Regions from separate parts of the Mus musculus genome. Here region 1 is linked to region 2. A link is a contact called in ENCODE Hi-C or POLR2A ChIA-PET data. All regions are on one chromosome and are shown on one strand. Each heading gives the region's core, a stretch centred on a gene start or an enhancer-like site at or near the end of the contact. The rest is flanking DNA. Distances are from core to core; before and after follow the strand shown. Region 1 holds the start of Yipf6 (Yip1 domain family, member 6). Region 2 holds the start of Ophn1 (oligophrenin 1).

Region 1 (6,760 bases), core at 2,797-5,296, 47 kb after region 2:
TTTGTCAGACTTAATATTATAGTTATACTAGGTTCCTGAAATAAATTTCAAACATCCCTTTGCTTTTCGCTGGGAACATTTATACGGTGTAGGAATTACCACATGTTGAAGGCTTGAATAAACCTTGGGAATAAGGCTTGGGAAAACACTGGGTCCAACACTTTAAGGGCATTTATATTTTGGGCAGTTTTCAAAAAAAAAAAAAACCTCATATGTATGAATCATAAAGAATTTCAGATGGGCTAAATGCTAAGTTCCACCCCTGTGATCCTAGCATTCAGAAGGCTGAGGCAGGATTGTCAGTTTCAGGCCAGCCCATGCTACATAAAAACCTTGAGGTCAGTTTGATCCTGTTTGAAGAAAGGAAGAGGAGGAGGAGGAGGGGGAGGGGGATAGGGAGGGGGAGGGAAGGAGGAAGAGAAAGAGAGAGAGAGAGAGAGAGAGAGAGAGAGAGAGAGAGAGAGAGAGAGAGAGAGAGAGAGAAACCAAACTCTACTCAAGGTCACATAATGAATAGTCAGTCCTACAGCCCTACACTAGACCAGTCCTCCAGCAAAAGTTGACCCACATCTAACCACACCCAGTTACTCTCCCTAGAGGCAGCAGTTACTGGTTTAGTCAGTCTGTTCATGAATATTGAAGTATATGGATATATAAATGTATATACAATGTGTACTTTTTCATTCACATGGTATCATTCAATACAAACTGTGTATCTTGCCTTTTATATATTTAAATTTTTTTCTTACAAAATTTTGTCCTAATAAAATTTCTTTTTTTGAGACTATCTCATGTTGCCCAGACTAGCCTCCTATCTTGATGTCTCAAGTGTTAGGCTTACAGAAATATATACACCCATTCCTAACTTTGATCTGCTTTTGAAACAGGGTCTCTTGTAGTTCAGGCTAGTCTCAAAGTCCTTATGTTGTCCCTATGGAATTGAAGATGGTCTTGAATTCCTACCTTCATGTCCTGAGTGTTAAGATTACAAGTGTGTGCCACCATGCCTGGCCTCTGACTTATGACTATTATTTTCTAAGAAAATATTTTCTCAAAGTTTTTCAGTTAATTTTATAGTTTATAGTTATATATTATATGGTCTTGAAAATATAGAACTAATATGATTCTCCATACTTGCTAGACAAAATATTAATCTGAATTCTAGTACTTGCAAAGTTTCTAAGCAACTTTTGCTTGTCCTACAAATCCTGCTACCCTGCAGATTCACCTGTTCCGACAGAGAGTAGACAGACCGGAAGCATAGTAAGGAATAGTGAATATTGGAAGTGTAGCTTAATAGCATGCTTGAGACCCCACCCTACATCTAATGTGTAGCACTGCAGAAGGGTATAGTGGCCTACACCTGCTCGCACTCCAGAGACAGAGAAAGAAGGGTCAGATGTTTGAGGTCATCCACACAACATAAGGAGTTTGAAGCCAGACTGAATAAGAGACCCTGTCTCAAAACCAATAAAATATAGCTGACATAGGATACTGGATTCGTTTAGTACTTTGGGAAGATAACATTTTGATGAAAACCAGAAAGTTTCTATTTTAAGAGTTTTTATGCCACCCTTGTTTTTCACAACCTTTCTTTTGTCAACTCAAAGCATCACATCCAGCCAGTATCACTTAGTTAACTGAGAACAGGGAACACCAAGAGTTTGAAATAATCCTTAGGTATCCTGAAAATGTCTTGGCTTGTTTTATGGCCTTTCCTTCTCTTAACTCAGCATCAATGACATTTTTAAAGAAAGGTAAAGATGCTAAGAGTTGAGGTTAGAGATGAAAACTGGGTTGCAGGTGGGGGGGGGGGGGAACTAATGTTGGAGGCTGGCAAGAAACTAGAAGTTACCAATGGAAGTAGGAAGGAACTTGAGTGAATGGATAAGTGTGGGAGACATGGGAGAGGGGTAGCAGGAGGAAGGATTAGGATGGAGAGCCTAAGGCTGTCCTTGAAGCAGTTGTATAAGACATTTTTGCTGTTGTTATAATTGGTTTGTAAGAGTCTGTCTGTGTACCCCAGGATGATCCTGCCACCCCTTAGTGATATCATTCCTAGCTGCCCTGGGCTGTCGTGCCTTGCATGCCTCTTGTAATTAAAATGAGTTCATATCAACTAGCCTAAAAGATTTAAGAGGAGGTCTTGCCAAGTAGCCATGACCGGCCTGAACTTTTCTATGTAGACTAGACTGGCTTCAAAGTAGCAACAGTCTTCCTGCCTTTGGGACTCCAAGCAAGCACCACAGCCCTGGCAAAGCCTCAACTCTGTTATCACTTCCACGAGTGTTTGTTTAAGGACTGAAATTTTACTTGGTTTGAAGGAGAATTACTGTACTAATATTTAAGTAAAATAACTAATAGCCATCCCCAGAAGCTTATTCTGGGAAGTCTGGCTTTCCACAGTCCACGTATCTCCTCCTCCCATCTATTCCCTGGGTTCCTTTCTGAATTACCTATCCAAATATATAAAGCAGTGCATTTTACTGCATAGGGAGAATGTTGATGATGCCAACAATGGCTCTCTTGTTTGACCTCACTGGAGCCTTGGGTAAGAGGTGAGTCAGAGCAACCAGGAGTCAGAAACATCTTGATTGTTTGCCAGGATGAGGTAGGGGTGAAAGTTGGTCCCGGCAGGGGTGGTTTTTTTGTTGTTGTTTGTTTGTTTTAACTTTTTCTTTTTTTTCTTTTTCTTTCTTTCTTTTTTTTTTTTTTTTTTTTTTTGGTTACAGTAGCTGACTCCTACCCATTCCCCGCCTACTACCCACCCCAGGAGCCTCTACTGATCAAGGACATTTTCAGTACTTGCCACCAAGTAGCTTAGCAACTTCAAAGTTGTAGTGGTTTTGGGAAGTTAGTGGAGTGAAGCTCTCCCACTTGATAGGAGATGAAAGAGAGAATAATTGTGCAGGACCTGTGGGGAGACAATACAAAGGTTTGAGGATTTGAAGGAGATGGAAGCTGGCTATGAAGCTCAGGGAACTAGTAAGGCAAGGACGGCAGTAGACAAGGGGATCAGGTTCTTCAACTTGAAGTCGGAGGCCTTTTTCTTGGGGACACGAGGAATGGCACTTCAGAGCCACTTCTGGTGAACTGGTTCTGTCAAGCGCTGCTAGTCTCAGCTGCTTTCAGATGGTCCTAGTTGGGCGCGTTTTGGATCCACAGTGCTCCGCTTTGCTCCGCAGTGGCGCTGGTGGTGGGATAGCCTACTCTCAGCTGGGTGCGGTTAGGTTCGGTTGGGATCGACTGGGCGCCATTGGTCTCGGCAGCGCTTGGCTGAACGCCGATGCGTTCGACTTCGTTTGTCTGGGCTCGGCTAGGTGTGGCTCTGTGCCGCAGGCCACCGCTGGCTGCGTTCAGATAGGTTCAGCTGTGCGCTGCTGGGCTCGGCTGCATTCGGCTGTGATCCGACTAGGTTCGGCGGTGCCCGCTGGGCTCGGCTACGTTCGGCTACACTCGGCTGTGATCCGACTAGGTTCGGTGGTGCACGGCTGGGCTCGGCTGCGTTCGGCTTTGCACCGACTAGCTTCGGCTGTTCGCCTCTGGGCTCGGCTGCGTTCGGCTGTGTCAGGCTGTGATCAGACTAGGTTCGGTGGTGAGCGGCTGGGCTCGGCTGCGTTCGGCTGTGAGCCGACTAGGTTCGGTAGTGCGCTGCTGGGCTCGGCTGTGTTCGGCTAGGTTCGGCTGTGCACCTCTGGGTTCTGCTACGTTCGGCTGGAAGCCTCTGGGCTCGATTGTGTTTGGCTGTGCACCGCTGGGTTCGGCTAAGTTCGGCTGTGCATTGCTGGGCTTGGCTGAACGCTACTGGGCTCCGCTAAGTTTAGCAGGAGCCTCTGGGCTCCATTGGGCTCGGCTTCATTCGGCTAGGTTTGGTTGTGTGCCTACTAGGTTCGGCTGGGCGCCTCTGAGCGCCATTGTATTCCGCTGTGCGTTGCCGGGCTCTGCTGTGTCCGGCTAGGTTCGGCTGTGCACCTCTGGGCTCTGCTAGGTTTGGCTGGGAGCCTCTGGACTCGATTGTGTTTGGCTGTGTACCGCTAGGTTCCGCTAAGTTCGGCTAAGTTCAGCTAGGTTCGGCTGAATGCCACTTGGCTCGGCTAAGTTTGGCTGGGGCCTCTGGGCTCGATTGGGTTCGGCTGAGCATCACGGGGCTCGATTGGGTTCAGCTGAGCATCACTGGGCTCCATTGGGTTCGGCTGGGAGTTTGCTGGAGCCTGGGGCACCGCTGGGCGAGCCGGCGCTTCTAGCCTGCACTCTCAGTGGGCGTGGAAGGCGGAGCGCCCCCTAGCGAAACTGCGTCCCCAAACAGTGAGCAAATAGGCTCGCGCTCGAGCCTCGGAGGCTACCGGAGCACCGGAACTCGGCTGGGCGCCGCAGCAGCCAGCCTCAGGCGCCGGCGGTGACGCCGTCTTAACGCGACCGCGCGCTGACCAGCCCCGGTCTCCACGTCTCAGGTTTCGCAGAGACGCATGGGAGGGGAGCAGTTGGAGGTTTATCAAGATGGCGGAAGCGGAGGACTCTCCGGGAGAACAGGAGGCAGCGGCATCCAAGCCCCTGGTGAGTTAAGAGGACAGTGGCAGAAGGGACTGAGGGCGAGGCAGAGCTCCCGGGAAGCGAGTCGGGAAGGCTTCGGGATCAGAGAGCCAGAGCTTCTTGGCTTTGCAGGCCCTTGGCGTCTACAACCAGCTGACACTACACCTGGTCTTTGAGTTAGCTGCATCTCCCTTCCATTCGCTGGCCTTCTGTGCCTTTCTGAGACTCTCCGCTGTCTGTCCACACTCTAGGGGTTCTTTGACAGTGAGTTAAATGCCGAGCTTGGAGTGGTTTCTGAAGTATCCTCTATCGCTGTCATTTATCACGACTTGTCACCAGTCATTGTGAAGTACTACACAAGTAATGAAACTGCTTCTCACAGGACGTTGTCGTTTTATTGGTTGTAACCGGAACCTTTACTTGCCCGGTGGGTGACTCAAAGCAGCTAATTATTATTTGCAGGTGCTTGCTATCCCCTTCATGACACATATGTCACTAAGAGCCACCAATACTGCTTTAAGAACACTGGCTTCACAGTTAACCCCATGTGAGCTAGAGTGCATTCGCACTGAAGCTTTTGTGAGTTTGAGCATTTCGTTTCAGTGAAGGGTGTTTTTGACTCTTAAACTGAAAAGAAGGTACCTGCCTTTAAAATGGCATAACTTCTATGAAGTGCCTAATACAGTCATGAGTGGAGGAGTATAAGGAAGTCGTTGTTACGCCCTGTCGTTCTTCTTCCCAAACAGTATTTGCTTATATACTGTTTGCTCAGTAACTGCTTTCATTTCTTTTGTTTTAAATTGGCAGCGTAACAGAGAACTGAACTGAGAGGCAAGGGAACTTGGTTCAAGTCCCAGCTCTTCTGCTTACTAGCTCTATTTGTTCATCTCTTCAGCAAAAATATTTCTCGAGCATCTAGAGTGTTCCAGGCAGTCTTTTAGGCACCAGGAATGAAACTGTAAAGGAGGATATTGAATCTGGGGCTGGAGCTCAGCGGGAAAGAGAGTGCATTACATACGTAAGACCCTTTCGGTCCAATCTCCAGCACTGAAGGGATAAGGTCATTTGGGCCATCTTATGGATCAGTTGTGACCCTGAGTAAAGTCTCTCTAAACCCAAGTTTAGACGTTCGGAAAATGATGAAGCTCACCACAGAATAGTGAAAATATGTAAACTAATGCAAACATTATGCCTCCTGCCACATAGTTACAGGTTACCTAGCTGTTCTTAGTTTCCCTTTACTCCAGACTGTTCCCCGTTCTGTAATGCCTGTGATGTGTTTAAGTACGTGTGCAAGTTTGTACGCATGCACGCATGCATGTGTAGACAGGGCTTACTGTGTTAACTAGGAGTGTTTAGGAATTAGTTGTATTGCCCAATGTCTGTTGAGCTACTTTTAGTTACTACGCAAAACCTTAAATAGCCAGGCCCAACTCTAGAAAATGGTGATGTTTCTGAGACATTTTGCAGTTGTAAGCTTAATTTTCTTTCCCCCAATCTTTTCTCAGTTTGCAGGGTTGTCTGATGTGTCAATTTCTCAGGACATTCCCATAGAAGGGGAGATTACCATCCCCTCCAGAGCTCGTGCTCAAGAACATGACAGCTCCACACTGAATGAATCCATTCGTCGGACCATTGTAAGTTAGACGAGTTGAGAGACCACTTCAGTGTTATGGGAGCGAATAGGCACTAATACTTTGAAATACTTTTGTTTGGTTCTTTGATTTTTTTTTAAATATATTTCTTCTACTGAAATGTAAGAGTCCCCCTATGACTGAGTTGTTAGTGTTCTTGGCAAACAGGGGCCTTCATGGTGCTTTGATCAGCACAGGACATGGAGTTATTTTTGTTTTTCAGATGCGAGATCTAAAAGCTGTGGGAAGGAAATTTATGCATGTTTTATATCCAAGGAAGAGTAATGCACTGTTAAGAGACTGTGAGTATATGAGGTTTTTGAGGATTTCTTTCAAACCATTGATAGTTTATTGGTTCTGCTTTATAAAGCAAAGGAAAAAGTAATAAGGCGGATGCTGCTGTTTTGCAGGACTAAACAGTTCTGTAAATGAAATTGTTGGCAGAAGTTTAGAACAGAATTTCAGAAGTTGAGAGGCCTGGCTCATCATATTAAGTTCACCAATAAACATGAACGTAGAACCTGCTCACAGTTGAATTTGCTAATGTGATTTGGCTGTCGTTAGGAATCCAAGGTGATTGAGATTCTCTCTAGGCC
Region 2 (6,181 bases), core at 729-3,228:
AACGCTTCTAAGTCTCCCTCCACTCTTGCTTGGCTGTAGCAGCCTAGCACAAGGGACCACTCAACCTAGACTTGGGATGAGGTGAGGGTAAATCCACTCAAAACAAAGTTCAAAACAGACAGAGACTCCTTCGCACTGTGACTTTACCTTTCACAATTATCTTTCATTTCAGCCAAGGAGAGAACACTTAATTAATCCTCGCTCTACTTAATCGTTACCCTCCATTCTTTTGCATATATATTTTGGCACAGAGGGTTGGCTTGCTTATTCTCTTTCTCATTGGGGATGTTCACTATTCTTTTTCTTTGAGCCTCCTGACAACTAGCAGAAATAAAAAGGAAGCTCTGACCACGGAAAAAGCAAAGCTAGGTAAAGTCCTTTCCTGGCTGCAACTCCACACCCTAGGTCCTGCATTTTAGACCCAGGGGATCTGGGCCCCCTGGACCATGAACTAACTAGACAGGTCTTTGTTCCACGCTGAGACAGAATTCAGTAGTAGGTAAAGCCAATCAACGATCATTAGAAAATGATTGGGGAAGGGTACATTTTTACTGCCCCACACTTTTCTTCAATAACCGGAGCCTAGGACAAACATCATTATACTGGAGCTAAAGCCTTACATTCCCAATTCTTTAGGGGGTGGTGGGGTAGTTCCTTGGTAAGCATGGAAGTCAGCTTGCATTGCACTGCAATGTTGCCCGTGTCCGACAGGTTGGGCAGGCTGTCTCAATAAGAATCTACTAAGAAAGAGTGAATCCAAAGCTAGAGGGTCTCTGTCTCAGCTGCAGATTAAGTCTTACAAGGTCAGAGCCACCAAAGGGAAAGGCCCCAGAGTTCTACTTGTCTTCACCACTTTCCACTTCTACAGACCCCTCTGTCAAATGTTCAGAAACCCATCAGACCCAGAGATCTGGGTTGAAAGTCACTGCAGATCTTCCTAGCCACCCCCCCTCCCCCCGCCTGCCGTGGTATGGAAAGGTTTAAAGGCCAGAACCACCTACTCAGACAAACAGCTCATGGAAGCCTTCCACTTACTTCTCATAGCGCTGATAAGCGCGCTGCCGTCTTTGATCACGTCTTTGATGAATTTATTGGTCCTCTCCAGCTCCTCTTCATAATACTTGAGCCTCTGGCGGAAATCGGGGCTGTCGAGGTAGCAGTCGCTGAACTCCAGCGGGGGATGCCCCATGATTAGGATAGCGGAGGGGCTAGGGATTAGAGACAAAGAGCGAGAGCATCAGTGGCATAATCGGCAGAATAGACCCAGTCAGTGGCTTGTGTTCAGGAGCCACTTCTAGCGACTCTTAGCCTCACTCCCTTTGGAAGGCAGGTACCTGTTCCAATGAAACTCTTGGGAGCGCCCGCTGGTGTGTAGCTGGAGCGCGTAGTCCGGTGGTGGCTGCGGGTGACCAGGAGTGCTTACCAACGTCTTCTGACGCCGGCAGGGTGCAGCCTAGGGAGCAGCACGCCCCCTGGTCATCGTCTCCCCAAAGCACAACGCTGTGTCCCGGGCGTCCCAGGGTAGAGGCGGGGAGAGCACGGGCGCGGGGGCCGCCTCTTTGCGCTCCCAAGCCAGCCTAAGGCTTCCTTCCCCGGCTCCCCAAGAGAGGCAGACTGTGCCTCCCCTCCCCCTTCTTAAAGCCAATGCCACCTTTTCACGCTGGCCGAGCCCTAACCCCAAGACCGAACGAGAGCACAGGATCCCTTTGGATGTCTTCCTCGGGTCTTCAGGGCTCGTCGCCCACAACTCGGAAGCTGCAGAGACCGCCTACTGGTTCCCGGGAGCCATCGTGATGTGGGGTTTGGCACTTAGAGAGTTAAGCCCGGCGGCAAGGAAACGTTGCTTTCCTCCAACAACACAGCAGCAGGCAGCGGGAAGAGGAGGGCGACAACGCTACGCACAATAGCTGTGGTAGCCCGGCGCTTCCCTACGGAAACTGGGGAGCAGTCAGCGCCCTAGGACTCCATCTGGAAAGCGTGGCGGCCTGGGATATGTAGTCTTTCCGTTCTCTCGTCCCATGACTCCACCCTGCGGTCTCCCACCAACCCTCCAGGGTGGCCGCTCTCCTAGTTCTACTTCCCTAAGCCGGCCCCAGGCACAACAATCCTAGAGAGGCAGGTGTACCGCCCAGGCCCCCGAGGATGCGTGCAAAGTTTCCATAAATGTAGCAAAACCCAAAAGGATGGATAATGGGAGGCTGTCTCTCACGAGTGCTCGGTTGGATAGTCCTCTTTTTTTTCTTTCCTCTTTCACCCTTCCTCTGACCCACCAACTCTTTTCCTCCTTTTTCTGTGTCTCCTAGTACAAGACACTAATTTTCACGGGGTTTGGTGCCTACTGTAGCATCTCTTCTAGGCCCAGAAACCTCTGGTGAAGAAACAGAGGGTGGATTTGAACATGTTCCTGAGTAGGGAGGGCCTCACAGAGTGGTTTCTGTGACCCAAATCAATGGTCAGGCTAATAACTACAGCATGTGATTTGCTGTCTGTTAATGGAGAACCTAAAATGAAGTTACTATAAATTGTCTTTCTGTTTATCCAAAAGGCCTTTTGTTCATTGTCTATTGTAGGAGAACCTGGACTGCTTATAAAGACAGCTCTCAAATTAAGAGTGGCTGCAGTTAGGCAAACTATATTTGCAGCAGTGTTTACATTAAATTATATCAGTAAAAGCAAGAAGAAAAAATGGGAAATACAGTAATAATAGCTAAGCTACCTGTGTTGATGTCTGGTTGCTTCTGTAACTGATTGATTACCTCCAACTGGGTGGCTTTTTTTTTTTTTTTTTTTTTTGGTTTTCTCAGACAGGGTTTCTCTGTGTAGCCCTGGCTGTCCTGGAACTCACTCGGTAGTGTCCAGGCTGGCCTCAAACTCAGAAATCCGCCTGCCTCTGCCTCCTAAGTGTTGGGATTAAAGGCATGTGCCAACACTGCCTGGCCAAAATTGCTGTGTTTGTAATTTTTTTTTTTTTTTTTGAGACAGGGTTTCTCTGTATAGTCCTGGCTGTCCTGGAACTCACTTTGTTGACCAGACTGGCCTCAAACTTAGAAATCCACCTGCCTCTGCCTCCCAAGTGCTGGAGTTAAAGGCATGCGCCACCACTGCCCGGCCAAAATTGCTGTGTTTTTACTTTTTTTTTTTTTTTTTTTGAGACAGGGTTTCTCTGTATAGCCTAGCTGTCCTGGAACTCACTTTGTAGACCAGACTGGCCTCAAACTTAGAAATCCACCTGCCTCTGCCTCCCAAGTGCTGGGATTAAAGGCGTGCACCACCACCGCCCTGCTCTGGGTGGCTTAAATTAACACAAATGTATTATTTTAAATTGTGGGAGTGAACACTGGAAATGAACACCACTAAGCTAAAGTCAAGATGTCAGAATGTCTATGTTCTTCTGGACTCCAAGTAAAAATCCATTTCCTTGCTTTCTGTAGCTTCTAAAAGCTGCCCTCAAAGCTTTTGTCAATCTTTGAAGTCAACAATGGTTTACCAGGTCTTTTCTCATGCCACTTTAATGTTACCCTGACTCTTTTGCCTTCCCTGCTCCTTTTCTGGACTCTTAGAATTACATTAGATTCATAGGATAAGCCAGGATAATCATTTTATCACATGATTCTTAATTTAACCACATCTACATAGTCCTTGTCATTTAAGACAATATAGTCACAGGTTCTAGGGATTTAAATATCCTGAAGGGCCATTTGTTTACCTTCCAATAAATTGATATAAATCATATAAACCATCATACATGTGTCTGGACGTGATAGTGCACCCCTTTAATCCAAGAATTCAAGAGACAGAAGCAGGCTGATCTTTGAGTTTAAGGTCAGACTGCTCTACATATCTAGTCCAGCCAGGGGATACAAGAAATTAAACAGCAATGACAATGACACACCTCACAAGTCTTCAAAACAGCCTCATAGGGTTGGGATCCTTATACCCATTTAAGGTTGGAGAAATTAGGTTAAAGAGAAGTTGATTTGCCCCAGAACACACAGCTAATTAAGTGACAATTCTAGAATTACCTTGTCTGGCCGTTTTTCTAGAAATGATGTTCACAATCACTAACATAAAGCAGAATGAGGAATCCAGGGAGGGATAGCATTTGAAATGTAAATGAAGAAAATATCTAATAAAAAATTTAAAAAATGAATGTTACAGTGGAGAGGAAGAAAGAAAGAAAGAAGGAAAGAAAGAAAGAAAGAAAGAAAGAAAGAAAGAAAGAAAGAAAGAAAGAAAGAAAGAAAGGAAGGAAGGAAGGAAGGAAGGAAGGAAGGAAATGAAGGAAGGAAGGAAATGAAGGAAGGAAGAAAATGAAGGAAGGGTCAAATCCCAGAGAAGTAGGTCTGCGAGAGCAAAGGGTGGTGGGGAGACCACAGGAAGGAATCATGGGATCTACAAAATTTAAGACCACATCCCCCAGGCTGCCACACTTTCCAACTGAAGTCCTAGAGCACTGAATGCTCCCTAGTTTTTCTGTTTCTTTGTTTTGCAGCGCAAGAGTCAAAGCTAGAATCTTGCTAATGCAAGGCAAGAGTTCTATGAACTGATCCACATCCCCAGCCCCATTGCCTACTTTTATTATTTCAAAGGTTAACAAATGCTGGGGATGTAACTTTGTAGATCACACACCTCAAATGACCAGGAGTTTGGTTTATTAGGTGGGGGTTTTTTTTGCTGGATTTTTAAAGAGATTGAATGTCACTATATAGCCCAGATGGCCTCAAACTCATGATAGCTTTTCTGCCTCTGTGTCCACAGTGCTGTGATTATAGCTATGTGCCACTAAGCTAAGTTTGATCTCCAGTATTGCAAAGCAAAGATATAAATTAAAAAGGTTATCTTTTCTGAGAAAATACCCAAAGTAGACTTTAAATTCACTGTGGGTACATTCAAAGCAAAACGAAATATAACTTCTCACATAATGCTGAAAATTTTTACATTGTTCTACCATTTGATTTTAATTTGACACTGTATATTACATATTTCTCAAAGAATTTTGTCCACCCATAATATATTTTTATACTTAAAAGTCTGCAATTGATTACCATGTTGAATTTCTTCCCAACAAAAATATTGCCAAAAATAGAAATTAAATTATTTCCTTGTGATAGCTATAAGGCTCCTATATATGTCTCTTGATTTGAGTTATAATTGCTATTATGCATATACATTTCTTATATATATGTATATATACATATATATAATCATCACTACTACTACTACTACTACTACTACTACTATACTGCTACTACACAAAATGATTGGACATGAAACTTCGATAAGAAAGATAGAGAAAGTGTAAGCTAAAGGACCTTGAGTTAAACAAGATTCCTTTAAAAAGGGAAGCAAAACAAAGATTTCTCAGGATCCATATTCTTAACCTCAATATTTAAAATCCTGGTTAGTCTGTTTAAGCCTAAGACTTATGCACAAAACCCTCAGTTTGATTCCCAGCACCACACAAAAAATCTTCTAAGGGCTTAAAGGGACTTGTCAGTATTAAGAACACATATTACTCTTGCAGAAGACCAGACTTTGGTTCACAGTATCCACAAAGGACAATTCACAACTGTCTGAAATGCTAATGCTAGGGGGATCTGAAGCTTCTGGCCTCCTTGGGCACCTGGACTCACATGCAAACACACACACACACACACACACACACACACACACACACAGAGAGAGAGAGAGAGAGAGAGAGAGAGAGAGAGAGAGAGAATAGCTAGTATACAAACATTCCTTAATATGAGTAATATCTAAGTACTCTTCCATGCTTCTTGTTCTGATAAATAGCACTAAAGGTAGAAAGTCATCAGATTAGTCATAATGATAGTCTTAGGAGACATTCTTAAAGATTAAACACACACACACACAGTGACACTTGTTCATTGTCAATATAAGACAATAAAAGCCATTCATTATTATTCAGAAAAAAATTGCATTTTGACACAAAAAAAAATCTAGTCTCAGAGTATATCACTGATAGAGGCTTGCCTGGCATGCTCAAAGCTATGGGTTCAATTCCCAGCAGAATTGGTGACCTCCACTATCCTTGTTTGTGCTGGTTTAATATGGTCTCTCAACTTCCTGGATGTTCCTAGACTGTGAAGTCACTGTCCCCTCTGGGGTTAAAGAACCAGAACCTGAAACCCTGGAGTTATTCAAAGTAGCAAACCACTCT

What was found. A loop is a pair of places that touch in the nucleus more often than their neighbours do. ChIA-PET counts read pairs that join two places held with the same protein, here RNA polymerase II (POLR2A).
Region 1: a map of left cerebral cortex shows a loop between it and region 2 (9-fold over the local background). The contact joins the promoter of Yipf6 here to the promoter of Ophn1 in region 2. A Hi-C loop is called at or near these places in 3 of 37 maps with a recorded cell type or tissue (heart and left cerebral cortex). POLR2A ChIA-PET finds 5 or more read pairs at or near these places in 1 of 5 experiments (Patski).

The regions. Positions count from the first base shown.
Region 1 is chrX:98,933,735-98,940,494 of GRCm38, forward strand. It overlaps Yipf6 (Yip1 domain family, member 6), which reads left to right and starts at 4,047. Exons shown (of 7, transcript NM_207633.2): 1 at 4,047-4,554; 2 at 6,039-6,167; 3 at 6,388-6,466. The coding sequence starts at 4,498.
Region 2 is chrX:98,889,047-98,895,227 of GRCm38, forward strand. Ophn1 (oligophrenin 1) reads right to left here and starts at 1,979. Exons shown (of 25, transcript NM_052976.4): 1 at 1,335-1,979; 2 at 1,036-1,208. The coding sequence starts at 1,189.